Regions from separate parts of the Mus musculus genome. Here regions 1, 2, 3 and 4 are each linked to region 5. The links are chromatin loops, found by intact Hi-C in ENCODE. Cell type or tissue: gastrocnemius. All regions are shown on one strand. Links, peaks and the distances in the headings refer to the core of each region. The heading gives the core; the rest is flanking DNA. Region 1 holds the start of Gm23596 (a small nucleolar RNA gene). Region 2 has its middle 4.7 kb from the start of Jph4. Region 3 has its middle 6.7 kb from the start of Gm46455. Region 4 has its middle 50 kb from the start of Dhrs2. Region 5 holds the start of Gm52145 (a long non-coding RNA gene).

Region 1 (6,405 bases), core at 911-5,910, 280 kb after region 5:
ACTGTGAGCTCTCCTGCCCCACCCCCCACACTGTGCCTCTCCCTCTCCAGACCCTGGAACTCTGCTCTTGCCACTGAGGTCAATCTGAGCTTTCAATCTTCTTCTCCATCCTCTCTGCCCACTTTAATTCTTACAGACCCCATGAAAAGCTAGCTGGGGAGGGACCAGCTATGATGACTGGAGACACCATGAGCAGGGAGATGCTGGATCAGTACAGGCAGGTGCATGTAAGGTTGCCCCTGACTCCCCAGGGAAACCAGGAGGTGAGCGTCACTTACTGGTCTAGTGAACAAAGCAGAGACTGAGAGAGAAACTGCTGAACCCAGTCCAGGGACAGAAACTTGATCAAAAGGCCGTTTGTTTAAACCCTACCAGGAAACTGGATACCCATAAATCAGGTTTCATAGGTTTGGCCTGGATTACAAACTCTCCCTCTTCCACTCGCACAGTTTGATACGTGTAGTACACAGTTTTGACAGGTATCAAAGCAATCCGTTCCATCAAGGAAGCAACTCGGACTGTCCTGTCATCAGAGTTCTTATCTAGTGTACTTTTATTTTACTTTTTTTAAAAATCTTCACTCTTGCATGAATCTCTTAAGAGAGACTAGAATGATGTTTGGTTCGGATACTGCTTTGGTAGGCTTCATGGTTATGCAGTTTTCTTCTGAACCTACTCTAAGTGTGTGCTCTGCTGGTCATGCTATGCACAATTCATAACACATTTTCTGCTTCTCTGACCTCTTCTTTACCAGCCCCTCTTCTTTTGACTCAACGTGGCTTCCAAACGCTTTAATAGTAACCCTTGAACTTTGGATTCTAACAATATCGCCACTTTCTTCTTCCACCTGCTTTCCTCAGTTTGATTATTTTTCTCAGCTGATTAGTACCTATCATTAGCCTATCCATTCCAGCCTTAGTAACTATAGTGCCAAGGAAGTGAACCTCAAAAGACCAGACAGGAGCTGATCTGATGCAATCAAGCCACCAACACCCAGGACGATTTTAGTGGAGAGGAGCCCCGAGCATCTGTCAGGGCAAGGTTTTATAGAAAGCAGCAAGCAGGGAATGAGTGTTTCTAGCCCAACAAGCCTCTGATTGGAGAGCTCCTGAGCCATTAGCATAATTGGCTGGTGCTGGGAGTCAAAGCATAGACTTAACTTCGGCTTCCCTCTGCATTGGTGGGTGTTAGGCAGGGGGCAGGCTTGTTGGATTAACCTGGAAATGCTGGATTTGTTGGGGGAGATGAACCAAGAGATTTAGGTCTTGTTGGAGTTAGCCTAGAAACTAGAGCTAAGCTTGGGTTTTGCTGGGAGGTAACTTGGAAACTGACGCTAGATACTGGCCTGTTAGTTTACCTGAGTTCACACTTAAGTCAGGTTCTCTGAGATGGAGTTTGAACCCAGAAACTCTCTCATAGCAAGTGTCTTAGTACACACCATACAACCCTTGTTCCTTTGCTCCTGGTAGTTATTGGAGCTAAAGGAACAACCGCCTAACCAGCTACTACACTATTTCATGACAAGCCTAAGCAGCAATTCAGTTGCCACTGCAGTTAAGATTTTACTCTTGGAGTGATGTTGGGAACTGTACCTACCCCCTAAGCATGTGACCTGAGAGGGTTTAGCTGATAAAGTGGAGAGGAACCATCTCTGCCACACTATAAATTAATTATACTTGAACACTGCAAATTGAACTGAAAGAATATGGAAAATTAAAAAAAACAACAACAACAACAACAACAAAAAGGCCAGGCAGTGGTGGTGCATGCCTTTAATCCCAGCACTCATGAGAGAGCGGCAGGAGGATCTCTCAGTTCAAGGCCTGGTCTACATAGTGAGCTCCAAGACAACCAGAGCTACATTGAAATGCCCTGTCTGGATAAATAAATAATCAACCAGAAAGATGGCTTGGTGGGAAAAGCCAAGTGGCTCTTACCACCACGCCTAGTGGCCTGAGTTCCTTTTGTGTAGAGGACTCACATTCAGTTTCCAGTGCCCACAAGATGACTTGGAACTGTTCAGATCCGGGTGGAAGCCAAGAAAACTCACTCACTTCAGATACCAAAGCTTAAAGATGAAAGCTTTGTTTTCTGAGCACTCAGGGAGGCAGCCAGTTCAGCATCTGAACCTTGTCCCCGAATATTAGACAAGATTTTTATAATATGGGAACATAAAGCAAGGGGGACAGGGCTGGGTTGTTGCATTGACCAATTAACGTTGGTGACTGGGCCTTATCTGGGTCACCTGGTTTCAGGGCCCTTGAGTCAGCTTTTGCAGTGAGTTGGGTCCCCTCATGGACTTTGACCTGGAATCTAGAATGATAAAGGAACAAAGGAGTGGGCAAGCTGCAGGTAGTCAGTTAAGTCTAGAGGAGGCAGCACATTCATGACTCATGTGCCTTAGTTTAGGCAACCGGATAAAGCATCTTCCCTCTGTACATCCTTTACCGGTTAACAGACAGACATAAAACAAATGAAGACGCGGCATAGGAGTTGATTCTGGGTCCTGGGAACATGAACTCAGTTTTGATCTTAGTGGAACTTATCCCCTAGATGGCTGGACTCAGGAAACCCCTCCTAACAATAGCCATCTGTAGCTCCAGTTCCAGGAGACCTGACGCCCTCTTCTGGTTCCTTGGGCACCAAGCATGCATCCGGCACACACACATACATGCCGATAAAATCATGCACATAAAACAAAAATAAGAGATCTTCCTTAAAAATAAATAGATATAGGTGAACCTTTAAAAGTAAAAAAAAAAAAAAAAGATTTATCCTAATGCTGAGTTTGTATGTTGTTTGTATTAGACATAGGAAATTTTTCTATTATATACATATATATATATAAGCCAGACAGTGGTGGCACACATCTTTAATCCCAGAACTCAGGACAGCCTGATCTACAGAGTTAAGTTCCAGGACAGCCAAGGCTACACAGAGAAACCCTATCTCAAAAAACAAAAAACAAAAAACAAAAACAAAACAAAACAAAAAAACAAAACAAAACAAAAAAAACCACACACACAAACAAAAAACTCTTGCTGCCCCTAGAGACGCTGCAGGTGTGGCTGCTGTGTCTCGTTGTGCCAGTAGGTGGCAGAAAGGAGCGAGGCTAGGTCTATGCTCGCTGTTCTGACCTATGAACAGCTGAATGATTCGTAGTCAAAACTCCCCGAAAAGGAGGAGCCTGTGACGACTCCTCTCACCAGGCTGGGCGCAACCAGGCTGGGCACAGGTCCAGATGGGCTCCCAGGATGGGGAGCAAGCTGGAGGGAGAACAGATAAACCCCACCTGGGGCAATGAGCCAGAGACTAGAAAAACCCTGCTTGGAACTGCAAGCTCCAGGCAGGAATGAGTCAAAGACAGACAACTCCCAAATGGGGCCAAATGGGGACAGGAGCGAGCCTGAGACAACACCGGTCCAACCCCATGGGACCCAAAAAGGGAGCTAGCCTGAGATGACCACCAGTCTTGTACGGCGCAAGCCTGGGGCAGGCGGACCATGCCAGAGATGACCCCTACCGAATAATATAATTGGCTTTGAATTGCACAGGTGGGACATAGCGCTCCGGAGCACACTCCTGAAATGACCCCAAACACTCAGAGACCTCAGGAGCCACTTAGAGGAGCAAACAAGTGGTGGAGAAATGCAAGAGAACGAGAAACAGAAGGATGTGGGCACAATGAAGAGAGATAGAACTGGAGACTCAAGGGTAACAAGGAACAGCCTGATGCGAGTACCCAGTGGTGCCACCTGGGATCATGGTAGGGTCCCTGGCCTGAACTGACACTGGAGACCACTTCTGGGTCCATGGCCCTGCAGCAGCAGGGATTTGTTACTACCAAAGTCCAGGCAGACATCTCTGTTCTGGGCTGCCACTCAAGGACATGTTTATGTCAGAGGGCTGTGCAAAAGTGGCCCTACCCTTGCCTGGGCATTGTGGGAGAGCTGGCTCTGGGGGCATGCGAGCAGAGGAGCAGACAGTGCCCCTATGGCAGCACTAAGGAGAGCAGGCTGGGAACCTCGCCTGAACAGTACAGTAGAACTTGCCTTGCATATGGGGATTGCGGGTGAACAGGCCTCAAGGACCTTGGGGGGGGGGGGGGGGGAGCGCGGAGCTGGCTCTGCCCCTTGCGGACTGCATAACTGGATAAGGCCCTAGTGGTTTGGGCTGCGGGTGAGCTGACAGCCTAGCCAGCTCAGATGCCTCTCAGGCTCAGATCCAGGACTTTGAATTGGTTCACCCCAACATCATCCACCACATTGATAAACTGCTAGAGTGCTTGAAGGAGTCGGTCCTACAGATCCAAAGCTACAGGATCTCCATGACACAGGGCAACCACAGGATATCTGAGAGGAGTCCCAGTGAAGCTCCCATATTGAGAGTGTAGCAGACGCCAGAGGCCTTGCACCAGACCAAAGACTCATTGCAATGAACGTTTACAAGCAAAGACATGTGGACAAAAGGGAATACTGTGTGACACACTGCTACACACTACAGCTTCCACAGTGAGAATATTTTTCCTTCTGTGGGTCGGGAAGTTGCAAGGCTGGAGAGGGTAGGAAGGATAAGGGAAATGAGTGGGTCTGAGGTGCATGATGGAAAATTCTCAAAGAACTAATAGAAAGTCTTTAAAAGTATTCCTACCTAAGGCATTCCTTTCAAGTTACAAAATTATCATAAAACCTTATTGGACAAACGTTTTAAATCTATTTAAAAGTTGGCTTATTGTCTGGAAATTTCATTGTGTCTGTGATCTTCAGTCTTTTATACTGGTGATATAAAAATGGTATAATAATTGTCTGAGTTAACTAAAGATTTTTTTCTTTTTATATTCTTAGCCTAAAATATTCCCATCACTTTTTTTAAATCTGTGATCTGCCCCTTCAGGAAAACATTCATTATCTCCTTATAAAATAAGTACAGAATGTTCTATAAAAACTAAATTTAAGGGCTGGAGAGATGGCTCAGGGGTTAAGAGAGCTGGCTATTGCTCCAGAAGTCCTGAGTTCAATTCCCACCAAACACATGGTGGCTCACAACCATCTGTAATGGGATCTGATTTCCTTTTCTGGGTGTGTGTGAAGATAGTTCACTCATATACAAATAAATACTTTTTTAAACTAATTTTAAAAATTACATGACCCACTTTTATTAAAGAAAGATAAATGTGATTATAATGGATGTTTTATACATATTAGCTAAAAATTCAAAATTGTTTATAAAGTCTTTTCACAGTAAACGCCCAGAAGATAAAGAAAAGTAGGTGGTTTAGTTAATTGGAAAAAGGTCTCATCCAAGACTCCTTCCAGCCTAGAGAAAAGGGACGGGACACAGGCACACACACAGGCGTGTGTGTATGTGTGTGTGTGTGTGTGTGTGTGTGGTGTGTCACAGTAAGCTGACTGTAAAGGTTGCGTTATGTATGTAGGCATATATATGATATTTAATTGATATTTATTTTTTAAGGCTAAAAATTCCAGAGAGAAGGAGCAAGATGCTCCACAGGAGGGGTTGGAAGGAAGAAGGGAGAGGAGGAAATGATGTAATTACATTTTAATATTTAAAAAATTTTAAAACTTAGGGCTAGAGACATGGTTCAGTGGTTATGACCACTGGCTGCTCTTCCAGAGGTCCTGAGTTCAATTCCCAGCAACCACATGGTGGCTCACAACCATCTGTAATGAGATCCAATGTCCTCTTCTGGTGTGTCTGAAGACAGCTACAGTGTACTCACATACATAAAATAAATAAATCTTTTTTAAAAAAATTTAAATTCTAATTTTAAGTAGGAAAAAACCCTTATTTTTAATTTTCCAAATGGTAGTGCTGGGCATGATGGTGCACGCCTTTGATCTCAGCATTCTCAGGGCAGAGGCAGGTAGATCTCCATGAGTTTGAGCCCAGCCTGGTCTACAAAGTGAATTCTAAGACACCCAGAGCTACAGAGTGAGACCCTGTCAAAAAAAAAAAATCCAAAAGAACTCCATCTGGGTGGTACTTCTATTTCAAATTCAAATATTTAAAGTTTTTTAAAAATATTATTTATTTAATGTGTATGAGGACACTGTAGCTGCCTTCAGACACATCAGAAGAGGGCATCAGATTCCATTGCAGATGGTTGTGAGCCACCATTTGGTTGCTGGGAATTGAACTCAGGACCTCTGGAAGAGCAGTCAGTGCTTTTAACTGCTGAGCCATCTCTCTTGCCCATATTTAAAGTTTTAAACAAAGACTTTCCTAATAAGGGAAAATATGAATTGGGTCCAACCAGTTGTATCACTATGTTACTGTGATATTAAGCTACAACTAAATTAAATGTTCTAAGAAGTCCCACAATATTCCCAAACTTCTAACAGACTTACAGTAACTACCTCCATGGGTTAACTCTTCCTAACCAAC
Region 2 (6,405 bases), core at 875-5,874, 320 kb after region 5:
AAGCCACATCTGTGTTGGTGACAAGAAAGCTCAGGGTGCCATTACAACCAATAGATGAGATGGCTGCTACCAAAGGCAAGGTGTTGGGGAATCTCCATAGGCAAGCCCACAATAAGGCTGTGTTTATGGTGGTTTAACTACAGGCTTTAGTGACAAAGAAACTCTCCTGTGGACATGACTCAGCCCTCAGTCACTGGTCTAGCAGCAGCAGACCCATAGGAACTTGTCAGAGATCATGAAGCTTTGGCACCCACAGTACTGACGTGAAGACACCAGGTATACCTTCTCCTGGCAGTAGGCATCTATGCCCTTTTGGAGACCCCCTTTCCCCCATGGAGCTGCAGGCTATGTGTGAAGCCTTCTTGGATCTCCCGGGAAATGGAACAGTAGAGGATTCTGGCTTCCTGGTCCTCAGTGAAGACTAAAACTGACCTCAGCCTTCTCACTTCCCACTTGCATCTGGCACCAACACCCATGGCAAGCAATGGATGATGAGAAATTGGGTGGAAGGTTTATGTGCTTATGCAAAGATTTCCTCTTAAAAGTGGGAGAATGGAGCTGACCTCCTTATGTGAATATTCTTACTCTTGTCCAAAAACAAATCCAGGCCAAGGGCAGCCTTGCACAGGACTTGGTGTGTAAACAGTGGGAATAGAGTCTGTGATTGCTGTCTCTGGACAAAGGACTCACACAAGGCAAAGGGAGAATAGGTCTCTACTGTCCCCTAGGACAGAAGGAAAGGTTTCCTAACCTAGAAACATATTCTCCTGCTTTAGGGTGAGTGGGTGGGTGGGTGGGTGGGTTGGTTGGTTGGTTGGTTGGTTGGTTGGTTCGTTGGTTTGATACAGGGTCTCCTGTAGCTCCCTGGCCTTCAACTCTTGTGTAGTAGAGGCTGGCCTTGACCTCCTGATCCTCCTGCCTCCACCTCCTAAGTGCTGAGGTCACAGGCACGTATCACCATGCCTGTATTCATTTATTCTTGGCATACCACTTCAAACAGTTGTTCTCATTTTTCTTCGAAGATGTCACCCCCCCTCCCAATTTTCTATTTTCATCTGCAAGTCAACAAGATGGTAATCAGTCTTAACACCTGCTTGTTTTTCATTTAACAAGGAAATTCTGCGAGGAGCAGCAGTTGCTGCTGCAAAAGGTGAAAATTCCCCCCTGGGAAAGCAGATAGGTGAACCGCAGGGCCATAGGAAATGCTAGAAACCAGAATCTGAAGTCTGAAGCCATTTCTACATTTATCCCTGCATAATTGAAGTTTCTAGATTTTTAACTTGTATTTTATTATTATTATGTGTACATGATAGGGGGTGGGTGTGTATGTGGTGGCGTATGTGTGGAGATCACAGAACACGTTTGTAACAGCAATTCTATCCTTCAATCTTTATATTGGTTCTGGGAACTCAAGCTGACATGGAAGGCTTACACAGTAAGTCCCTTTCCTGGTTCAGTCATCTCTCTGGTTCTGTATAATTGTGTTTTTAACACCAGTCCTCTCTGGCTACCTCCTCCTCTCCTTCCAGCTGCTAAGTGAACTTGAGTAATGATCAAAACTCACTGAATCTTCCTCTTACCTACATGTACAAATACAAACGACTAGTATGAAATAAGATTAAACCCTCCTATTGGGATTTGGAGTGTTTGGAATTTTTCTCTTCATTTTCTGATATGTTGAGCCTTCAGGCACTCTAGGTCCCAGATCCTCTTTCTTCTACAGAGCAAACTTGTATTACACCAACTAAGGCTACCTCCCAGCCATACTTGCCCAGGGTGAAAGATTTAGATGGAGCAAGATTTAAAGCTTTATCCTGGTAGTAAGTGGTCTTGCTGGCTGCTACCTCTGGCATTTGGCCCAACACTCAGGACTCAAAGGCACAGGCTCCAAGACCATTTAGCCTGAGATCAGCCTTTTCCCTCCTAATCCTCCACTACACACCAGCCACTTAATTTGCCCCAGTACCTATATAGGTAAGTATCCAAATCCATCCTAGCCCCCACTGAATATCCCTTCCTTTCTCCATCGAATCCCAGGGAAAACCCAGGCTCTTTCCTAGTTCCTCTGGGTGGTTAGAAAAGTCCAGTCCCTTAGCCTGGCCCCCAAGAACACCATGTTCCAACCCCCTATGCTCTTTACAATCGCCACAGGAAATGAAGAGGCTTAGGACGGAGGAAAGATATGATAAAATCCTGGGCTGCCTGAGGCATGAATCTCATAAAAGCTATTGTTTTTTCCCCAGAGAGGAAGGCTCTATGCGTTCACTATTCACAGAAATTGAAAGGGTTCACAGTTCGTCGGAACCATCCTTAGCTCCCTCAGCTCAAGGCTGTCAAGTTAAAATTCCTGCTGTACGGTGAGCTCGGTCCTACAGAAACATGTACAGAGACAAAGCAAATTCCGTTCTCTTGGCAGTGTGGCTTCTGCCAGCCAATTAAACAGAGCCTGGTTTTATTAAAGGTGTTTTTAATACAGATGTGAAGCATGGGGGTTAGAAAAGGAAGCACTCAGAAGGATGCATGCCAGAGCATGCATGTGGGTTTCTCAGAGTCCGGGCTATCTAGCTCCCTGCTCATCAAGCTGATAAACACTGGTGCAGCCAAACAGGGAAGGATACCTTTTGCAGAGCATTCTGGAATCGTGATCTGGCAAGTAGAGGTTTAGCTGTGCCACCAGCCAGCAGCGGTCAGACGGAGGAAATGCAGTGTCTGGCTGCCAGCCATTCCTGCTCTCTCCCAGAGTCAGGATCTCTAGCCCCATCCTGACCCCTGGTGGCTGCCCTTTAGATGAGGCATGGGACTGCCAAGTTCCTCCCTGAGCTAGGAGCCATAGCTACCTGATTCTAGAAAAACGGCCCTAAGCCCAGCTGGGATTCCTAAGAATGACAGGTTTCCTGTGGCCTCTTCAGGAGAGTCTGTTCTGCTGTAGCCATCAGATATTTTCTCAGTAGAAGCCTAGCAATCAAAAAAGGGTGGCAGGGGTGGGCTGGTGAGATGGCTCAGTGGGTAAGAGCACCCGACTGCTCTTCCGAAGGCCAGGAGTTCAAATCCCAGCAACCACATGGTGGCTCACAACCATCCCTAACGAGATCTGACTCCCTCTTCTGGAGTGTCTGAAGACAGCTACAGTGTACTTACATAGAATAAATAAATAAATCTTTAAAAAAAAAAAAAAAAAAAAGGGTGGCAGGGGGAGGAGGAGGGGGGAGTTCCAAGCATGTAAATTAATATACATAGGCACATAGGTGTTATGCAGAACAGCCAATAAAATCCAGGGTGCAATCAGAACAGACCAGCATTCTCTTGCATAGTTGCTGAGGGTACAAATTCACACTACCTTTCTAGAAGCATTCCTGGCAAAATAAAGCCAAAAATCTTAAAAAGGTATTTCTAACCCAGAATCCAGTAATTATACAGTTAAGGACTTATCTTCAGGCTGGAGCTGAGGGGGAAAATCCTATTTCAGAATGCGGCCTGATGGTTTTATATGCATGTACCTCATGGTTCGGAAACTGAGGCAGGAGGAACACCGTCAAGGCCAACAGGAGCTACAAAGGTGGAAAAACTTGCCTCAGAGTAACAAAACAACAGACCAGTGTAAGTATCCCAAAACTTGACATCAGAAAAGAGAAAACGAAATTAGGCAAGAGTAATTGCTTGCTAGAGTAATTGTTGATCCGCTTGGGTAAGGGGGTACACGGAAGTTCTTCCATTCATTTTTGTCCCTGGCATGTGTTTGAAATTTTTCATGACAGGGACTGTGAGAAGACTGGGCAGATCAAGGTATTCACCTTGCAAGCCTAATGATTTACATATGAGCCCCAAATCTCCTGTGGAAAGACAAAACCAACTCCACAAAGACGTCCTCCAACCTCGCATGAGCCTGAGACATGTGCACTCACAAGCACACGAAAATACACGCATTGGGGTTTTTTTTTTAATTTTCATGGAAATTTTTTTAAATGTCAGACAGAAATGGAAAGATTTCTCCACAAACATTAGCTTTGGGTTTTTGTTTTGGTGGTGGTGGGTTTGGGGAGGGGGGCTGCTGTTGGTAGTTTGTTTCTCTGTGTAGTCCTGGCTGTCCTGGAATTTACCATGTAGACCAGGCTGCCCTTGAACTCACAGAGCTCCACCTGCCTCTGCCTCTAGAACAATGGGACTAAAGATGTGTGCCACACCACCCAGCTTATATGTGCATATTTCTGCTATTAAAAAGTAATATGGATGGCTGAAGAGATGGCTCAGTGGTTAAGAACACTGACTGTTCTTCCAGAGGTCCTGAGTTCAATTCCCAGCAACCACATGGTGGCTCACAACTATCTGTAATGGGCTCCGATGCCCTCTTCTGGTGTGTCTTATAACATTAAATAAATAAATCTTAAAAAAAAAAAAAAGTAATATGGAGTCTGATATGGTGGCGCAGAACTTTGATCCCAGCACTCAGAAGGCAGACGCAGGCAGTTATCTAGGAGTTTGAGGCCAGCCTGGTCTATATAGTCAGCTCCAGGGTAGCTGGGGCTACATAGTGAGCTCCAGGCCAGCCAGGGACTACATAGTGAGACCCTTACTTGAAAGACCACAAAAAAAAAGAGAAAGAAACAAGCAAACAAATAGGATTTTTAAAAAAATGCTGTGCTTGGATAGCTCACAAAGCTTAATGCACTCAGACAATTAAAGATTGCACAGTCATTCAGGATTCAATAATATTTTAATGATAGGACAAAAATGTTTATTATATAAAGCCAAGAGAACAAATACAGTACACGCTTAAGTACAGGTTAAGTATAACTTAACAACCTGTTAAATAAAAGCTATAGAGAAGATATTATATGAAATTAAAGGGGGCTGTATAGACAGCTCAGCAGTTAAGGGCATTGGCTGCTCTTTCACAAGATCTGGGTTCAATTCCCAGCACCCAGCCGTGACTCCAGTTCCAAAGCACACAGTGCCCTCTTCTGGCCTTCTTGGGCTCTACAAGCACCTGGTGCATAGACTCAATTCAGCACTCATACACAAAACGTAAAAATAAATAGATTTGCAAAAGAAAATAAATTAAGGTGTTTATTACACAGGAGACTACAGGAATTCTTATTTTCTTCTTGATATTGTGTCTGACTTTCACAAGTCTACAACAGCTGTCTTACTTTCCCCCAATGCATTTGTTAGAGCATGGATAATTTTGTCAACTTGACAGGATTTAGAATCTCCATGGAAACACACCTCTGGATGGGTCTATAAGGCTTTTTCCAGAGACTGAAGAGGGAAAGCCCGCTTTGAGTGTGGGTGGCACCACAGCCACAGGCTTGCCTCTTAGCATGACTCTAAAGGAGGAGGCAACCTGAGAACTTCTGTTTCCTCTGCTCCCCAGCTAATCCCAGAGAGTGGTTATCAGCCTCCATGCCTTTCCCACCATGATGGATTTGACCCTCAGACTGTGAGGCAGGGGAGACCCTTCTTCCACTAAGTTCCTTGTGTTGGGTACTTTATCTTAGCAATGAGAAACACACTTACTAAGTTGGGAATCTGACATACGTGGAGTTCTAAGGGCTGTTACACATTAGCATGTTAAGTAACTTCTAGATCCAGATTATAAAACTGAAATAATACCAAGTTAGTTTTGAAGCCACCATTTGTTGGGCATTTACAATGCACTGGGAGAGCACCATACTAAATGGTTTTTTCTCTGTATATTATCGTTTGTACTGTTCATATAGTCACTTCAGCCCTTGCTGCGCTGTAATATCCCCATTGTAGAGACAGGCCAGCTACAGCTCAGACACATCAGGTAATGTGCTCTGCTTTGTCAGTTTAGGAAGGCCAGTGTTGGCTCCCGGCCTAGACTGCTCAGTTACAGTTGGTGTGGGGACCGATGAGCTAATGCAGACAGAGTGCCAAGCACAGAACCTAGCTCCAGCTAACACCAGTTCCTCTCTCCATGACACTTTTACATTTGTAAATTGTGACAAAACAAACCAGTTCAGTCTCAAAAAGAAAAAGAGAAAAAAAGAAAGAAAGAAGGAAAGAAAGAAAGAAAGAAAGAAAGAAAGAAAGAAAGAAAGAGAGAGAGAAAGAAAGAAAACAATAAAAATAACAAGTGTCCCTATTCTGAAAGAGATGACTGTAGCAACCATTAGGGACAGGCCAAAAGGCTAGCTCCCTCAGAGAAATGGGGGAGGAGCACAGCCAGGGCTGTGTGTCCCATATATTACAAGACTTTCTCAGGACTTCACCAGTAAAGATGTAGATGTCTAATGAGAAATGAATGAATGAATATATGAACCAACTATCCTGTATTAAGTGGACCCCAAATGGACTCTGGGATTTTTGTTGGTGATGGTTGGTTTTGGTACTGGAGATTGAACTGGGGGCCTTGCACATCCTAGGCACATGCTCTCCTACTAA
Region 3 (6,405 bases), core at 429-5,428, 290 kb after region 5:
CATCAGGGATGGTGTCCTAGCAGCCCCCAGGTGACCCATGACTGGCTGTCAACAAGCCTCAGCCTATGCAGACACCGGGCAGGCCACCACAGCTGCTGTGAGATCCTGTTTACAATGGCTGTGTCATGTTCTAAAGATACCATTTTATATCTCTCCTACTTATCTCCCTGGCTCTTAAATTCCTTATATTCTCTCTTCCACAATATTCCCTGAGCCTTAGACAGGGCGGTACCCACTTGGGGGGAAGCACTCAGTCATCGTGGAACTGCAATGGATCTCTGCATTCACTACCCTCCACAGAAAAAAGAAAGAAAGAAAAAAGTCTCTCTCGAATGAAACTGGCACTGTCTGTATGTATAAACATGAATCTTTAGACTGCAGTTTGGTGTTGTGTGTCAGTTTAAATAAAAGTACTCATGAGGACCCAGAGGCAGTTTGAATATACTTGGCTCATAAAAAGTGGCACTATTGGGAGGCATGGCCTTGTTGGAGTGGGTGTGGCCTTAGAGGAGGAAGTTCATGGCTGTAGGGGTGGGCTTTGAGGTCCTATGCTCAAGATCTGCCCAGTATGGAAAAGAGTATCCTTCTGGCTGCCTTCAGATCAAAATATAGAACTTTTATCTCCTTCTCCTGAACCATGTCTGCCTGCAGGCTGCCATGCTTCCTGCCATGATGATAGTGGACTGTACCTCTGAAATTGTAAGCCAGCCCCAATTAAATGTTGTCCTTTATAAACCTTGCCTTGGTCATGGTGTCTCTTCAGAGCAATAAAACCCTAACTCAGACAATCCCCAGAGGTCTATAGCCTCGTTTTGTTTAGGCTTTTTTAGTTTTTTCTTTTTTCTTTTTTTTTTTTTTTTAATTAGGATTATGTCTCAGTGCCAGGGATATCTCCTTATGAGTTGTTAGTCAGAGAGGCCCCAGAGGCCCCGAAAACACTATAGACTATTGCCAATACTCTCGGTTGTCATTAGGAACTAGATGGTAGGACCTTATTGTTGCCTGAGCGTGGTGACACAGGCCTTTAAACCCAGTGCTTGAGAGGCAGAAGTGGGCAGATTTCTGTGAGTTTGAGGCTGGGCTGGTCTACTGAGTAAGTTCCATGCCAGCTGGTCTAAGCGTGCCTCCTAGGAAAACCCCGTCGTTAATTTAAAACACCCCTACTGCTGAAGACACTTCCACACCTTTGCTGCAAGATAGAAAGAAACGGAGCTGGGACTGAATCGGAAGCTTCCTCCCTGCTTGCCGGCTTCCGCGGTGTCCAGAGGCTCACGCAGGATGTGAATGATTCAGGCATAGGAAGCTGCCGAGAAGTAGGACTTAGGAAACCCAAGCTTTCCCTCGGAAGACATGGCTTCCCTAGCCAGGACAGACACCCTCGTCTTCAGAGAGAAATGGTGAAAAGGAGTATGTAGTGTGAGCATCCAGAGGAGTCGGGAACAGTGCGAACACCTGTGTGTCTGGAGGGCAGAGACGGGGCCTGTGACTTAAAAAGCAGGCTGTGAAGCTCTCTGAAGCAGGTCCATCACGTGCAGCCAAGCCAGGTAACTCCACATAGAGACCCAGGGCCCCAGGAGGCCTCTCGTGAGGGAAGAGATATGCCCCCACAGATATGTGCAGATACCGAGGCAGGGGGAGGGTCTGGCCTTGGAGTCTCAGGCACAACGAGTTGGAAGACTATGGGCAGCTTGTCTACAAGGTCTTCTTTCACCCAAATCCAACTGTGCCAGCTCCACATCAGCCCAGCAGCTCCTGTGTCTCTCAATATGAGGGTCCCATGTGCTTGTACTCCATCTAGGACTAGCTTCCCACTGAGACAGGGAGAGAGTGGTAGGGGACAGGATTAATCCAGGGCCCCTGGGGACTGGCAACCAGAAGAGAGGTGAACTCCAGCAATGCCAGGCCGAGAGACTGAAGGAGCTTGCAGGAGACCGCAATGTGAATGATTCCTGTCAGCTCCAAACCTACTCTGGCCACTCCATCACCCAGGGACTCCTGGTTACTAAGCAACCCCTGCCTTACCTACTACGTCTGCTCTTGTTCCTTAGCAACCCTTGCATAACCCAATTCCCTTGAGTTCAGAGTTGATATCTATAAATTATAAGTAGATGGGTGCTGCTCCAGCAATGGAGAGAAATTTTATATTAAATTCTGGTCTGTAGCTAGCGTCCTCATGAAGGCAACCAAACTCTTCACGTTGGCAGGCTCAGCCTTGGCTTCCAAATTATGCTTCTTTTGATATTTTATTTCCAAAACTGGACCTACCCTGTTCTCCTCCCACCCCTCAGTTTTCCTCCTTTCCCCTCTGAACTGTCCCTTCCTCTTCTCTACGAAATACATTGAAAGTCTTATATTTCCAGGGGCTAAGGGGGTTTCAGATGTTGGTTGATCTACCTTTTCTAAATACGGGGCTCTAAATATTCTAATACCCCTCTGGGGGATTCTTCTCCCCAAGCCACAACACAGATTAACCCCACACAGTGAGGGTAAGTGAACAGAGAATCAAGGCTCCTCCACTAGACCCAAGAGAAAAAGGATTCACACTTTGTGTGTTAGAGCACCCCCTGCTGGAATGCCTGCGTTATAACATGTCTGAGAAGCCGCCCTGTTTCAGGAAATTTCCTTTGGCCTGCTGGTCTGAGCTTGCCTGATGGTATTACAGAGAAGCTAGCCCACTGACTAGAAAAACAGCTCTAGCCTGGTGCAAGCAAACAGACTGCAGAGAGGAGGTGAGCCTTGTCTATGCTTGGTTCTCCTTACATGCCGTGTGCCTTTCACCCAGAGAGAGAGGGAGCAAGAGAGCCCTCACTCACTGGCCCCCAGAGTCACACTTTATTCCAAGGCAGTCTGAAGGAGCCGAGCTGACAGCAGATCCATCCCCTTTGCAGTGGTCTCTAAGCCTGTCCAAGTTGATTAATTCAGATGCATAGATTTGAGAGTGCAGAAGCCAAATGGACATACTTTCAAACCAGCCCCAAATCAGAGGCCAACGACCTTCAATGCTAGGTCCAAAGCAAAAAGAGAGGGCAAAGAAAAAGAAAAGAAAGATTAGGGGAGAAAGTCGATCCTCGTAGTGCAGGCCCGTAACCTTAGCTACTCAGGAGGCTGAGGTGAGAGGATCGTGAACTCAAGGCCAGCCTGAGCAACTTATGGAGACAATGTCACAAAATAAACATTAAAAAAGAGGCTGGGATTATAAACTAGAAGTAGAACACTTGCCTAGCATATGTGAGGTCCTGGGCTCAATGTTTAGTCCTGAAGAGGCAAGGAAGTAAAGAGAGAAAAGTGGGGCGGAAATGAGGAAGGCAGGCAGGAGGGAGAAAAAAAAAACTCAAGGAGAAAATGAGAAGCACACAATGCTTAAAATGCTGACAGTCAGCGGAGAGCTTAAGGATGCTGCTGGGCTCCTGTCATCCCCTCTCAGCTCCTCTGCTCCTCCAAAAGCCGAGGTGACTTGGGTGATCCTGAGGGTTTCCGTGACCGACCAACAGCAACAGACAGCTGCAGACAAGTCCAGAGAGAAAGCGATGGGACATGAAGTGAAAAGGCATGAAGACTCCGCTCCAAGAGTCGTTTGCCCTGGTATAGCCATGAGGCCTTGTCCCAGACCACATCATTCCAACCTTGGGCTGTGAATGTGTTGGGTTGACCTCACGAGCTGTCACAGAGCTGATTTCCTGGGACTGCCGATTCTATCTGAATAAACTCCAATACGGGTGGAATTTACAGTCCCATAATTCAGGAATGTGGGGAAGGGCCTCACCCAAGTTGGGGAGGGCAGAAGCTGGGGGAAGGGCAGACCTGTCAACAAGTAGATGGAGCCCCCACACCTCCCTCCCAAGGACTCTCCCCCCTGATAAACTGTCATATCAGAAACAGACTCAGAACTCAGGCAGGCTCCAGGCCCCAAACAGGGCAAGCCAAGATGGGCGGGAAGACAGCTCTGGGCTCAGCTGGCTGGAGAGGCAGAGCTGGCCACAAGGCTGCAGAGTCATTTCTGCCAGCACCAGAAAGAGGCCACAGGCCGCAGCTGCAAAGCCACTGAATTGGCTCCTCTTTCCCAGGTCAGACCTCTGGAACTAACCAAATCAATAGCTGGAGTTCCTGGTACCCATGAATCGCTCAGGCTGTCCTAGGGAAAACATACGTCAAGCCCGGAACTATGCTGAGTACTGAAAACACCAAAATGAGGAAGGCAGAGCCTGGGTGAGCATTTCCCCACTGAGTTTCAAAATTAGTACAATTAGGTTTGCCATTGATTGGACGATTCTGATAAATGACGTGCAGAATGGTATGAGCGTGGGGCCCGGTCCGTCTGAGAGCAACGAGAAAAGCCACATGGTGAGGTCAACGGAGAAAGCACTGTGCCTTGAGGTGTGTGCTCAGGAGGACCACTCAGTGATGAGGACAGCAATTGGGGCATTGATGGCTTTCAAGACGATATGAGACCCCAGGACTGTAAATCAAGTGAAAAGGGAAACAAGCTAGACCCGGAACACCAGCTTCTTAGATGGCCCCATGACCGCAGCTGCCCAGCATCCTCACCCTGTGTGTTCTCCACTGACTTCAGACCAACTGGCAAAAAACCAGTCTTGCCTCTGAGTGATTAGGACAAAAAGCTGAGTGCCATCTTGGGCCCTCCCTGCCCTCCTGTCTCCGTATTGGCTCAGTCCTATCTAACACATTGAGAGTCACCCATGACAAGGTCCAGGAAGCAAAGACCTGAGTTTTGCAGCCATCTACTCAGTGAGCCAGCTTGGCAGCTAATCTTTGAGCCCTGGTCTAGTGAAGACAACTGCAGCCCAGATGGTAGCTTGACCACAACCTCATGAGAGCACTGAGCTGGAACCAGCAGGTCAGAGCCAATGTGTTCTCTAGCTTGAGGGTTGCAGGCTCTTTTGTTGTGGAGCAATGGGCAACTAAACCAGGAGCCTCGAGAATAATAAAGCCATTCAAGAGATAACAGAAAAACCCTAGAATATAAAGGGCTTTGAATAAAGCAGCCATAATTAAAACATTGTTGCATTGATGCGTGAACAACTGAAGTCATAAAAGCAAAATTTCAGAAATAGACCCAAACACCTTTGGAGGTAAACTCAGGCTACAGAGTAAGACTGATCCTCCCTCTCCATCATTTAGTAGATATCGATTTCCACTAAGCCATCTTGCCAGCCTCATATAGCAACCGCCATATTTTACACACACTCCTGATGATAGTTTTCTAGTAAACAGTGGTGACACTTATTAACTGATCTGAAGAAAAAAAAAAGTCCAGCTTATAAACTGTGTACTCTGTTCAGAAAAGAGTAAAGAACTTTTGAGGCAGGGTTTTACTATGTAGCCCAAGCTGGCCTTGAACTGACAATCTTCCTGTCTCTTCCTCCTGAGTGCTTGGATTATGAGCATGGCCTTCATGCCTAGCATGTTGCTGTGCCAAGTCCACGCATAGCCCCTCTAGGGCCATGGACCTGACCAGTAAGTGAGGGAATAAGGAAAAGACGGACAAACAAGCTTACAGAAAAACCGGGCTTGGTTGGTCTGGGGTCTCAGCGAAGTTAGCACTTTAAATCAGGCATAACATGTGCCTGCAATCCTAGCTACTTGGGAGGCTGAGTTAGGGTAATTCTAAGTTCAATGTCTGCCTGGTCTACATGGTGAGTTCAAGGCCAGCCTGGGAAAACCAGAGACTTAGTGTCCCAGTGAAATTTAAAGGAGGAGAGTGGGGATAGCTCAGCACTTGCCTAAGTGTGCAGGAATCTGTCTGTGTTCAACCCTAGTACTGAGGGGAAAATAAACACACTTTCTCTTGTGCAATTGTTTTCAGTTTTATTTTATTGTCTGAGAATTTCATAAATGCATATAATGTGTTTTAATCAAATCTACCCTCATTTCCTCTCCTCTACCACTTTTCCTTCCAACTTTACATGCTCTTTTTTTTCTCACTGAGTCTACTTAGGGCCGTCTATACATGTATTATGAGCAGCTACTGGAGCATGGGCAGCCCCTTAAGGGCCACATGCCTGAAGAACACCGACTCCCCTACCTCAGAAGCCATCATTTGCCAATAACTCCTCAGATAAAGTGAGACCTCATGAGCCCTCCCCTCCCCATGCTGGGATTTGGGCTGTCTTGATCCTAACCAAACAGGTCTTAGGCACAAGTCTCGGTTGCTATAATTGGTGCCTGCAGACACAATGACATGTCCAGCAAATGCTCTTTCACCATGAATATTCACTCTCTCTGGCTCTTAGAAGATTTTCTGCCCTCTCTCTTCTGGAATGAGCCGTGGGAGTGGGGGTGATACAGACATCCCATTTAGAACCAGGCATGCACAGTCTTGTACTCTCTGAAAAGTTAAACCCTTAGTGACTTAAGAAAGATGTTCAGCTGCTGCTTCTCGTCCAC
Region 4 (6,405 bases), core at 586-5,585, 170 kb after region 5:
CAGAAGCAGTTTAAGTATCTATTGGGACTTGGAGGTGTGGCTCAGTGAAGAAACACTTGCCTGGCATGAATATGGCTTTGGGTTAAACCTCAGCAAATAGCCTCTCTCCAAGTAGCCACTGGGAAAAGCAGATAAAGGTTCCAAGAGGTTGGACAGCCAAGGAAAGAGTCATAAGGAAGGGTGACAGCTGATGGTGTGAGCAGGGTGGTTGGTGACAACGACAGAGGGGTCCTGGGACTAGGCTATATAAAGCATCTTATGTGGGAAGATTCCTGAGGCCTGAGACCCTTTGAAGGTCCTACATTTCCCCAGCATTAGTGATCCATGGTAGGAACCTGGTTAGGTCCATCGCCCCAAGAGGAAGGCCATCACGTCATCATGGTAACAAGACTTACAGCAGGAGAGCTAAAACCTCCAGACCATGTTGACCTGGCGGCCAGAGTCTGGAAAACACTGAGTGGTATCTCCAGAGAGCCCAGGAGGAGGCTGTGGTACTCTCTGTCCCATTCCTGTGTCCTTGCTATTTCCGAGGACACTGAGCCCAGGCAGGTACAGATAGTGGCTGAGGATGGATTCCCTGAGGGCATTCCCTTCTGATCAGCTTCATTTCTAGGTGGAATGTCTGGAAGGGAAAAAGCTGAGTGAATTGCCTGGTGTCACTGCTTTTCTGAGGACAGGCTGCTGCTGTTCAGTCAAGGCATCTCTTACTAGAATCTCAGGACACTCAGATGTTATTGACAAATATGAAGAAAGGAGCTCCTGGAGATGGAGACCCTAGGAAAGAGAGGGATTGGACCCTTGAAACAGGCACGGCGTCTGCAGGGAAAGCAGCTGCTCGGATTTGCACACAGGAAGCCAAGTTGGGAGGCTCACAGGTTTATTGTCAAATGAAAAATATCGTGGATTCAGGCTCAGTAGTTCTCAGTAGCAGCTCTCACGCATCAGCTGCCATTCCCTACACTAATTGCCTCTGTCTTCTTTTCCTCACAGTGTGAAGGACACAGCCCAGGACCTTGTATGAGCCAGGCAACTGCTCTACCACTGACTCTCTACCCAACCCCTGGGGCCAATGATATTGATACCTTAACAGGCCTGGCCTTCATTCAGCCTCCTAGCCAATCACAATCTGGGCCCAAGGGTTATGCTATAGCTCCACCCAGAGCTACATCCTCCACGGCCTGTTACTACCACAGTGTTCTCCCTGATGATGGAGCTGACTTCTAGACAGCTCTGGACTGAAGTTCTCTACCATCTTGAACTCTGCATGGAAGACTAGAACTGAGGTCTCCACCAAGCCCTAACGCACCCTGACCGGTAACTCTGATGCTCTGGACAGAGTCCCACATCTCTTCCATCCCTAAATCTTATGCTTTAGGCCCCCAGGAGGATGCACTGTATGGAGGGATAGAGTGGGGCCCCTCGTACCTTACAGATTTTAATTCCATCCGACACAAAGTTAGGCTTAGTGAGAAGCATGTCTGGTCAGCAAGTACAGTCAGGGATCCCAGATTCCTGTATTAGACTGACTTCCCCCTCCATACCTGCAGACCCCTGTAAAGGAATTTGCTAGAGTGTCTCCAACCTGGACAGCTCAGAGGCTCAGGCCTAGAAAGAACTGTAGAAGGAGCATGGGCGATGCCAGGAAGACGTGCGGCTTTGCAGGCAGATGGCCTGCTCAGTCCCAAGGCTGGGCTTTCACTGCACTGCTCCAGTAGAGATTAGCTCTGCCTCTGCTGCAGGGAAATGAGAGGCTGTCAGTCTCAGGGTGGGAGGCAGGCCTTAGCCGGGAGAAGCACTGGTCTGGGAGCAGCTGATAGCTGTCAGAGCTCTATACTAATGAGCCCTGGCAACAGGTACCTCACCTGGATGTGCCATGGAGCCAGCTCTCCAAAGGACTCATAGGCCAACTTGTGTTTGTATTCTAGGCCTCTGACAGCTAAGGAGAATGTTAAGTTTAAATCTCAAACACCAGAGGCTGACATTTGAACAAATGGTCCTCAACTTGTGGCCATGGAGCCTTTCGTTCTGACCTGTGGAAGCAAGTCGGCGAGGGTGAGCCTTTGACTGTTATGCTGTCCTGACCCTGGCCTGCCCTTTCTCTCTACTGATCTACACCTATGAATAAGCTACCGATACACACCACCTGAACCTTAGCCAAGCCCTTCCTGCCACGGTGCCCTCCCTATCATGATGAGCAGACATCCTTTTGAAACCACCAACCGAAATAAACCTTCTTCCCTCAGGTGCCAGTGACGTTGGCCATAGAACAAAGAAAAATAGCTAATGCAGAAAAAAAGAGAAAGATTGAATTAAAGAATGAAAAGAAGAAAGGGGAGAAGGAAGGGAGGGGGGAGAGAGAGAGAGAGAGAGAGCATATTCACTTGTGGGAGAAGAGGGGCCCTTGCTGGACCTCCAAGCTATGGAGAACAAATGTGCTGGCTCCTGGCCACAAACTCAGATGTTTCTCCCCAAACCCCCTGGGAGTCACAGAGGAGCACAATCCAAACAGAAGCAGCAGGAAGACTGCGTTTAAAGATAATCCAGTTTGCAATCCCACCAGCAATGGAGGAGTGTTCCTCTTTCTCCACATTCTTGCCAGAATCTGTTGTCACCTGAATTTTGATCCTAGCCATTCTGACTGGTGTGAGGTGGAATCTCAGGGTTGTTGTGATTTGCATTTCCCTGATGATTAAGGATGTTGAACATTTTTTCAGGTGCTTCTCAGCCCTTCGGTATTCCTCAGTTGAGAATTCTTTGTTTAGCTCTGTACCCCATGGTTAATGGGGTTATTTGAATTTCTGGAGTTCAGCTTCTTGAACTCTTTGTATATATTGAATATTAGTCCCCTATCAGATTTAGAATTGGTAAAAATTATTTCCCAATCTGTTGGTGGCCTTTTTATCTTATTGACAGCATCTTTTGCCCTACAGAAGCTTTGCAATTTTATGAGGTCCCATTTGTTGACTCTTGATCTTACAGCACAGGCCATTGCTGGTTTGCCAGTGCCTGGCAAATACAGAAGTGGATGCTCACAGTCATCTATAGGATGGAACACAAGGCCCCCAATATAGGAGCTAGAGAAAGTACCCAAGAGCTGAAGGGGTCTGCAACCCTACAGGTGGAACAACAATATGAACTAATAAGTACCCCCAGAGCTCGTGTCTCTAGCTGCAGATGTCTGTAGCAGAAGATGGCCTAGTTTGCCATCAGTGGAAAGAGAGGCCCATTGGTCTTGCAAACTTTATATGCCTCAGTACAGGGGAACGCCAGGGCCAAGAAGTAGGAGTGAGTGGGTAAGGGAGCAGGGTGGGGGGAGGGTATAGGGATAGCATTTGAAATGGAAATGAAGAAAATATCTAATAAAAAATATGGGGAAAAAAAGAAAAGAAAATAGAAAGATAATCCAGCAAGACAAAGGCTACTTGCTGGCTCTTAGCCCAAACAGAACTGAGCCGAGGAGACCCACAGAAGATCCCTGCATGAACTGGCTGCCCTCAGACACTTCATTTCTCTGGGCCTCGATGTCCTCTTCTGCTACAGAGTTCCCAAGTCTTGTTCCACAGTAGCTCTGGCTTCCAGGAACACTGGTGGTCTATAGTGCCCCCTGCTGTGAGGTTTTGAAAAATCTTTCATCTGTGTTACGGTGGCTCTTTGTGGGGCTTGATATCTTAAAGCCACTCACTCTATCCTTCAGGCTAATGAAAGCAGTTTGTAGTTTTGATTATCTTCAGTCTGAAAAACAAACAAACAACAAACAAAAACCCAAACAAACAAACAAACAAAAAACCCAAAGCAAGCAAAACCCCTAAACCAGGAGATTGGAGCTAGAAAGAGCTGTTCACTGAGAAGAACTCATGCCAAGGTACATTGCCTGCAAGCAGAGACTGGATTCAGCACTTGCTCATTCCTAGACTACATGGCTGGAAGCTCATGTGTTGATAAAAGCAATCAACCCAGGATCCTAGTTTGTTTTCTGATGCTGTGATAAACACCATGAGTGACAGCAGCGTGGGTAGGATCAGGTTTATTTGGCTTCCGTGTCTATATCACAGTCCATCATGGACGAAGTCAGGGCAGGAACCCAAGCAGTACATGAAGGAACACTGCTTACTGGCTTGCTCTCCATGGCTTGTTCAGCTTGCGTTCCAGGACCACAAGCCCAAACCATGTTGAGCTGAGCTCTCCCACGTGAAATATTAAATCAGGAAACTGCCCCTACAGTCATGTCCACAGACTACTTCAACCCAAGCAATTCCCCAGCTGAGGTTCTCTCCTGGAGGACTCTGGTTTGAGTCAAGTTAACAAAAAACAAACAGCAACCAGCGTGTGTGTGTGTGTGTGTGTGTGTGTGTGTGTGTGTGTGTGTGTGTGTAGATGGGTTTTATTATCACTTGATCAGTATTTCTTTCCACCGTACCCTAGCATCCGCTCCATGAGCCTCCCCTGACCCACAAGGAACACAGATACCAGCAGTGACGATGAGCATTGGAAAGAACCTTTTGTGAAGATACACAGGTGTAATAAGTGGGTGATGAGCTTAACCAACCCCAGAAGCTTCCAGAAAATTAGCTCTTAAGAGAAAAGATGGGGCTGAGAGTAAGAAGGTGAAGGAAAAACAAGGATGAGGTGGTGCTAGGGCCTCCTGGGAGAGGTCAGTTCTTTGGAGAAGCTACCTCAGAGGGTCCTGATGCTGTCTCCTCTGCTGAAGCTCCAAGTCTCCACAGCCAGCCACATGATGGCTAATTAGCAGCTGGATTTCCAGAGCACATGACCTGGGGGCATACAACCATCTGTGTGAAGCCTAAAAAGTGGTCCACCACCCAGGAAGGCCAATCTCCCAGGAGAGAGATCCACTTACAGTAACATGGATTCTGAACCTCACCCAAGCAAACTAGGCTGTCCACGGGATCAAGAAGAGCACAGGTGGGGCGCAGCCTCACCAGGGACTGAGGGTGGCCTCACTTGAGATAGCATCACATGAGCCTGTCCCTTACAGTTGCCACTGCTTCACTACTCTCAAGATAGGACACATCACAGATGATAGGGGGCCCCCACCCCTAGTGGCCAGATTCCCTCCAAATGTTCTGTCCTTGTGTTGATCACACCCTTCGAGGAAATGTGGACATGTGGCTCAGGAAGTGATAAGAAGATGGGGAGATAGTTCAGCAGATAAAGAGTCTTGCTGTCCAATAATGCAAGCCTGATGACCCGAGTTCAAGCCCCAGGACTCACATAGATAGGTAGAAGGATACAGTTGCCCTCTGACATACTCAAGCCTGCCAAAGTACTTCCCCTATATCACTCCTCTCCCTCCCCCTTCCCTCCTCCCCCTCTCCCTCCTCTCCCTCCTCCCCATCTCCCTCCTCTCCCTCCTCCTCCCCTCCTCCCCCTCCTCTCCCTCCTCCCCATCTCCCTCCCCTCCTCCATCTCTTCTCCCCTCCCCTCCCCTCCTTCTCCTCCTCCTCCTCCTCCTCCTCCTCCTCCTCCTCCTCCTCCTCCTCCTCCTTCTTCTTCTCTTCTTCTTTTCTTCTTCACCACCACCACCTCCACCGTTATTACCACCACCATCATCATCACCATCATCATTATCATCATCACCACCATGACCATCATCATCTATTAAATAAAATATGTGCCAAGAGAAACTAGCACATGGGACATACTCCTACCTCCTCTCCCTGGGACATTTCATTTCCTAGGCTCCTTCCTCAAGTGTCCCAGAGGATAGCAGAGAACAAGGTAGCTTTGGGGACCTTATTTCTCCCCTCACCCTGGCAGGCAAGGCCCCTCCCATCATGTTCAGCATCTGGACCCAGACCATGGTATGAAGGGCTGTCAGGTCATCCAGAACCTCTACTTCCTAGACACCAAAGGCCAGAGGGGCTGCAGAGAGGGGCTGGAGGTTGGCCTACTTCTCCATTTGACCCCAGAGCTGTGCAGAAGGGACTTGGTGGTCTTCCTGGCTTCCAGGAATACCCAGGACAATCTCATCTGTGCTGTTCACTACCTAGACTGGCCCAGGGTATAGCATGCTCTAGAAAAACAGATCAGAGAGCACGGGAAGGATGCTGGGGAAGCCAATGTGTCAGTGTCTGCCTTAATGAGCAGAGGTGAGAATTCACACACTATAAACATTAGCCCTTATACTGATGCCGTGGGAAAGCTGGGGACAGGGAGTGACTGATGGCCATAATGGGACTAGTGAGTGGAGGACCTTGGCTTGTTCAGAGATCATCACCTGACCAAGCACATCAGCACATGATTAAAGTCAGCCTTGTGTGCACTTTCTGCTGAGGCCCAAGATCCACTTGAACTCTCCCCATCAGACCTTCTCTCTGTAACAGGCTCACTCGATGGTCCATGTTTTGTTGCTTCCAGCTGCTCACCATGTGACCATCCTAAGCC
Region 5 (6,405 bases), core at 865-5,864:
AGTCACATTACATCCACTGTCAAGAGCAATGAATTAATACACATACCCTGTGCTCAGCTAAACTCTATGGCCCTTGCTGGCAGATGAATCAGAATTCTGGTGCATAATGAGCAGCCCCACATACCATAAATACAGAGGCATTATTTCCTCTGTCCTCTCATGCCATTAGTGGAAGAGATGATAAGGCAGCTTAGCATCTTGTCAATTTCCTGTGTTGCCTTCTGGATCGGGAATCTTCTCTTTGCCAGTCCAGATCTACTTTTTAACCTTTCCATCTTTCTTAGACCACAAAACCTGGCCCAAATGAATGTCTATAGACTCTAGACTCGAGCTTTCTAGTGTCTGGTTGGGTTTAGCTGACATATGTCACCAACAGGATGTGGGGGTGAAGTGTGAGAGAGATGGAGGTGCTAATTATTGAAGCTCCATGCCTTCCAGTTCTGGATGTTTCTACATAGGTGGCTGCACCCCACTTCACTGGGTGGGTTGTCCTTATAGTTACTTGCACTGGGCACCAGGGTGTCCTTTTCCTAGGAGGGTTCAGGCCAAGAGATGGTAATGAAGGCAGTAGGCATGGTTGCTTTCCTAAGTTCATGTACACCTTTGGAAGACAGTCCCTTGGCTAATTATGACATCCCCACGGGGTCCGGCTGACTCCTTGGTTTTCTCCCTGACCTTTTTTTCTTATCCTCTTTGCTCCTCCCCTCTGTCTCCCTCATCTGTCTATTTTTCTTTCTATTCTTATTCTCTCTCTAATCTTCATCTCTTCACGTGACATTTATAGCCATATCCTTCACTACAGTAATATTAAGTTTATTTACCTTATTTAGGGGTGAAGATATTCTTCAAGTAGTAAAATAATGAGTTTTTAAAATATGTGAGAAATATTGCTGTTACTGAGAACATAAAAGTGTTTTCCAGAACAACCACTCTGGAAAACAGTTTGGCGGTGTCTTGAAGAGAAACACACACACACACACACACACACACACACACACACACACACACATCTGTTACATGGTTCAATCAGAGCACTCATAAATATTTACTTAAGAAAGCAAGAAGCAGGGCTGGTGAAATGGCTCGGTGGGTAAGAGCACCCAACTACTCTTCCAAAGGTCCAGAGTTCAAATCCCAGCAACCACATGGTGGCTCACAACCATCTGTAACGAGATATGATGCCCTCTTCTGGAGTGTCTGAAGACAGCTACAGTGTACTTACATATAATAAATAATAAATAAATCTTAAAAAAAAAAGAAACAGATTGCTAAAGAATGCTGGCACCCATATGTTTTTTTTTTGTTTTTTTTGTTTTTTTGTTTTTGTTTTTTTTTAAAGAAAGAAAACAAGAAGCCCAGATAGACTTTTACATGAATTTGCATAGCAAATTCTTCATTTAAAATGGCTCAAAAAAAAAAACAAAAAACCAAACAAACCCCTTTGGATATGGTAATATGTGCTCAGGATCCCACAAGCAGGAGGCAGAGTGAGGAGGTACCCGAGTTCCTGGACAACTTGAACAACCCTCCAGGCTCCATCTCAAGGAAACAATCAAGTGCCCCAGATGGAAACAACCAGCAGTTGACTACATAAACCAAATACAGTGCACATCAGAAAAGGAGACTTATTGATAAACACAGCAACCCAGACAAGTCTCAAAACAACTAGGCTAAGTAAAAGAAGTCAGATAAAAGTGTTACAGTTCATGATCCATGTTACCACTACTGTAGAGACAGGACATAAGCCAGTGGTTGTGGGAAGGCCAGAGCCTCAGCGGTTACAGGGAGTGTGGACGAGCTTTGGAAGTGTGGAAGAAATGAATGCATATGCCAATATATCAAGCTGTGCACCTTCAACATATGTAATTTCATGTCTCGGTTCTACCCCAAGGAAGCTGGTAAAAGCAACACGCTGTGATGGGGCTAAACACAGCGTATTAGTTTCCCATTGCAGTTGTGATAACTCACCATGTATTTACTGGCTTAATACAATATATTAGTTCTTATACTTCCAGAGGTCAGAGATCTGAGCTTAATCTCAGGATAAAGTCAATGTGTTGACAGGGCTGGTGTTTCTGAGAGTTATTAGGGGAGAGTCCGTTTTCTTTTCGTCTTCTGTCTTGTGTGCTGGAGACACTGCCTCATCTTTGAGGAGCATCATACTTTCTCTCCCATGGTAAAGTCACCTTCTCTTTTCCTCCCTCACTTTTAAGTACACTGTGAGTACATTAGAACCTGGTTATGCCTGGCAGTGGTGGTGCACACCTTTAATCTCAGCATTCAGGAGACAGAAGCAGGTGGATCTCTGTGAGTTCAAGGCCAGCCTGGTCTACAGAGTGAGTCCCAGGACAGTCAGAGCTGTACAAATAAACCCTTCTCAAAAAATCCAATAAACCAAAACCCAACCCAACCCAACCCAACCCAAATGAACCCAGTCAGATAAATAAGAACAATATCCCCATCTAAAGATCTTTAACCTAATCATACATGTAAAGTATTTTTTTTTTAATCACAGAAGACAATAGTTACAGGCTTGAAGGACTAATATAGTTACCTTTGGGACCAATATGTAGCTTGCCCATAGCTGGCATATTGTTCATTCTGCAAAAAATGCCCATTACCTGCTGTCTGGAAATAGCCTATCCCTTTCTGTTTGCACGGAGGGATTTATAGGCAGCCTTGGCTCCTGAAGAGAAGGAGCACTTTCCAGGTTGGACACTCTCGGAAAAAGCTCGCTGTGCAGAAATCATTAGCTGTGTGCTTTCTTGTGCAGAATTTTAAAGCATCCTCAGGGTATCAGCTTACATGCATCTAGCGTTCTCTCACACAAGCCAGCCTTTGTCTCGAGGAAAAAGCTCAGGCGACTGTGAGAGAGACGGCCATGTTGTGTAGAGCCAATCCTTATCATAGAGGTTTCAATCTGTGGTTTGTTAATTTATCTTTAATGATGGCTCTGGTCTGAATAGTGAAGTCTCGGGAAAATCCTCACCTGGATTACTCTGTAGGATTCAGATCCCAGCCAACATGTACAGCCACCTGTAGGGAGCTTTGCTATAGTGTTCTGATTCCCAAGGGAGGATGGACCTTCTAAGCTCTGTGGATCTCAGGCTCTGGTCTCGCTGTTCTTCCTCAGAAAAGCAGGAGACTAGAAGCTGCTTTATGCCGGCAGATGGGGTCAGAGAGAGGCTTTAGGATGGGGGAGGTAGCGGATGGAGTCAGGTAAGGCTATTGTTGTCTAAGCCTCTGTGGTGGCTGCCTTGTTCCACACCAGCAGGGGCTCAATATGTGGAAGCCATGCCGACTAATCCAAAATTATCTCAAGACTGGGTATTATCCGTTATATGAGCTCCTCCAAAGGGGAGAATCATAAACAAATGAGAAACACAGACTTAAATATGGCCTGTGTACCTGTGTGCATATGTGTCTTTAGCAATGTCTTTGATGCCCCCGGCGTTGTTAGTTCTCAGGCTGCAAAGTGAGGGGCTATCTGCATACACAAAACACTTGCTGAAAGCAGGGGAGCTCGCATTTGTTCTTACTTGCTTCTCTGACAGGCTGGACTCCCACACTTTGTGGAGTCTGGAGACCCTGAAGCCTGGGGAAAAGGTGTAGAGGCAGGGTCAGGCATGGGCGTGGCTTGAAGTTCCTTCCCTTGCCTGAAGGGGTCAGCAAAGGACTAGGTAGGGCAGAAACTTTTTTTGACTCTCAGGAGAGCCCCAAGTCCCCTGGAGGACAGATCTGCCTGGCTGCTTGTGGTTTCTCTGCCCGGATATTGCCAGATCTTGACCCATGTGTTCATGTTCCCTGTTTCTGTCGAGATTCTCAGGTGGGCCTTAGTTGCTGAGACTACAAAGATAAAGATGGGGAATGGACTCAGAGGCCCAGATGGAATGGTCTTCTTGAACATTCCTGGGATGTTTGTGTCCCAGCCAGGGCCTGCAGCCAAGCCACTAATGAGAGGAAGATCATTTCTGCATTAAATAAAATTGTGGCTGAATGAAGATGTAGGAATAAAGTAACAGTTCTAACGACCCCCCCCGAAACCCCCTCTCCCCAAACCTTTCACTTCTCAAATTGCATGCAGTCATCTGACTCCTTGTTTCTGTGCTAGGAAAACGATGGGCCATCTGAGTGAGAGGCTGGAGGAATGGTCATCTTGCTTCTCGCTCTTTGTGTCTGGAAGGTGAAGTTAGCCAGGAGACACCGAGGCAGAGGGGGACAGTAAGCAACAAATGCAGATGCCCTAGACGACATCTCACACTCCACAAGTTTTCTTTGGTTGCCACAAATTCAAAAGTTATATTCCCAGTTAAAAAATATATTCTAACATTTCTGTCTTAATTCAAATATAAGAATAGATCCTTATTACAAAAGAATTAGGAAAACTAAAGCCTCTTTTTGCTTTTGCTTTCAGTTGGCCAGTTGTATTGAGGAAAATATCCTTCTCTCTGTATGTAGTGGCTTAAAAATGTGTTTATGAATATTTGATGCTGTTTTCTTCGAAAGGTAAAGCTTGACGATTTGTGCTGTCTAAGGTCAGAGTGTGAGGGTTAATGCGACTGAGGCCTCTTCTCAAGCCATCACCTCTGGGATAACGGCCATGCTGTGAAGACATTCAGGTAGACACATCTGTAGATGGACATGTCTGGTGTTGAGGAATTGAAGCTTCTTGCCAACAGCCGTGTGAGCAAACCATAAGGAAATGATTAAAGAAAGCTGTGGGTCTACCTCAGCGGCAGAGCAACTACTGTCTTGCATGTCTGAGGCTGGGGGTTCAATTCCCAACACCATAAGAAGTTACTAGCGTAGATCTGCTAACCTGTGAAGTCATAGACGTCTCAGACATCCGATCTCTCTGCAACTCAAGACTTCTCAGGAGCAGCGGCAGCACACACAACCCCAGGCACGTGTCTACACTGACAGAGCACCCACACTATTATATGATGGCTATTTTAATAGCCTGGCTTGTATGGTGGTTGCTGGCATTTGCTGCCCTGGCTGCCCTTGAGAGTTAGAGGCCAGGATGACTCAGGTCCTTTGTCTCGGAAATTCGGCTTCTAAGTACGCTTATGAAGAAAGGGGGGTACACTTGAGTGTATATGGATGTCTGCTGATACCACTGTCAGTGCAAAACCACAGACCTCACCTTAACAGGAAATAAGATTCATTCTGGAGCCAAATATGAATGAGCATGGTATGAGGACACATTTAGGTTACCCCAAATTCCATCTTCCGATGTGAAAGCAGATTCTAGAAGCTTTCATAGTAACAGAACAAAGAAATGTTACAAATCAAGGTATTCTTGGAAACACATTGGCAGAAAGCTCAGAGAGGCATCACAGCCAGGTGGAGCATCTCAGTTATAGGCCTCACGTGTTCTCTGATAGCATTCTTAGACTTTTTATTGGTAGAAAAATATATCTTTTCTTTTCTTAAGGTTGTTAATCAAGATGTTAGGTCTGACACATAGGTGGGTAAGAGATGTCTTGTTAGGAGGCTAAACATGGCTCAAGATAAACTGTAATTGAACTGTAGATCTGAAGCATTTCAACTTCCTAAACCACTGACATTCCCATACCACCGAGCCAGCCAATCAGCCGCTGCAGGCACAGGCACAGCATCCCAAGAATTCTTGTTCATAAAACCTAGTGGTGTAAGGACGGGCTCACTTTCTCCAACAATCAAAGAATAAAGGCAAGCAAGGTTTGAAAGTCAAGTGAAACCCAAATTTATTTAAAGGGGACAGTTTTATTAGTGTTTAAAGAATTCCCGAGGAGGGCAACTATAAATGTCAGAAGCTGTTGGGAGGAGAGTGGAGAGGAGGCCCAAAAGCCATATGATGTTTGAGCTAAGACAGCACAAAGGACAGCCACGTGGCAGCCACATGGTCGGGTGTGTAGCTTTAGAGAAAGAGTAAGGGAGTGTCAGAAAAAGCACATTTAGGTTCTGGCCAGCATCACGGGAACTGCACGAGGGGGCAAGAATTCTGGGAAGGAAAAAGAAATCCATTCTCTATTGAAGGGATGACTACTCCACCTGTCTCCCTTGCGTGGTTTGAGGGCTGTCTCTTCGCCAGGCTACTGACCTGCCCATCTGGATTAACTGGTCTAGGTTTTGGGTAGCTTGGAATATTAGGCCTCTATGAAGGCTAGAGACTTTATCCTTTTGCCCAGAAGACACGGGTTTTTCTTCAATGGGCCTAAACTGTTGCTGTATGATCAACCCCTCTGAGAAGGTAAGCCTAAAATCATTCAGGAGACGGGCTGGAGTGGGTTGCTGGGTATTATCCATTTTCACTACGAAAATCTAGAGACACAGTTCTGATGCTGTCCTCTAGAAGAGAAGAAAGTTTGTTTTATTTTTATTTCTGTGTCTCTTGTATGCGCCTATGTATGGAAGCCAGGA

What was found. Peaks named below come from ENCODE experiments on the same cell type or tissue, not always from the same donor. Only the 100,000 strongest peaks of a DNase experiment are listed, where the experiment ranks them.
Region 1: a loop joins it to region 5, with 4 times the contacts of the local background. A loop is called at or near these places in 4 of 42 quality-filtered maps.
Region 2: it touches region 5 in a loop (7-fold over the local background); 18 of 42 quality-filtered maps call a loop at or near these places.
Region 3: a loop joins it to region 5, with 7 times the contacts of the local background. A loop is called at or near these places in 17 of 42 quality-filtered maps.
Region 4: a loop joins it to region 5, with 8 times the contacts of the local background. A loop is called at or near these places in 25 of 42 quality-filtered maps.

What each region holds. Positions count from the first base shown.
Region 1 is chr14:55,158,244-55,164,648 of GRCm38, reverse strand. All of the region lies in intron 1 of Gm46455 (a long non-coding RNA gene), which reads right to left. Gm23596 (a small nucleolar RNA gene) reads left to right here and starts at 3,041; the gene lies at 3,041-3,170. In gastrocnemius, for the core only: a CTCF peak has its summit at 3,092 (motif pointing right); DNase peaks (open chromatin) are centred at 3,162 and 3,878; H3K4me3 peaks cover 262 bases.
Region 2 is chr14:55,118,477-55,124,881 of GRCm38, reverse strand. No RefSeq gene overlaps it. Among named protein-coding and RNA genes, the nearest start is that of Jph4, 4.7 kb to the right of the region's middle. In gastrocnemius, for the core only: CTCF peaks have their summits at 2,759 (motif pointing left) and 4,965 (motif pointing left); DNase peaks (open chromatin) are centred at 1,850, 2,742, 4,947 and 5,838; H3K4me3 peaks cover 381 bases.
Region 3 is chr14:55,144,852-55,151,256 of GRCm38, reverse strand. No RefSeq gene overlaps it. Among named protein-coding and RNA genes, the nearest start is that of Gm46455, 6.7 kb to the left of the region's middle. In gastrocnemius, for the core only: a CTCF peak has its summit at 2,567 (motif pointing left); DNase peaks (open chromatin) are centred at 1,902, 2,563, 3,967 and 4,688; H3K27ac peaks cover 1,176 bases.
Region 4 is chr14:55,268,541-55,274,945 of GRCm38, reverse strand. No RefSeq gene overlaps it. Among named protein-coding and RNA genes, the nearest start is that of Dhrs2, 50 kb to the right of the region's middle. In gastrocnemius, for the core only: a CTCF peak has its summit at 3,612 (motif pointing left); DNase peaks (open chromatin) are centred at 2,451 and 3,564.
Region 5 is chr14:55,435,891-55,442,295 of GRCm38, reverse strand. Gm52145 (a long non-coding RNA gene) reads right to left here and starts at 3,129. Exons shown (of 3, transcript XR_003951215.1): 1 at 2,990-3,129. In gastrocnemius, for the core only: a CTCF peak has its summit at 3,658 (motif pointing right); DNase peaks (open chromatin) are centred at 3,660 and 3,893.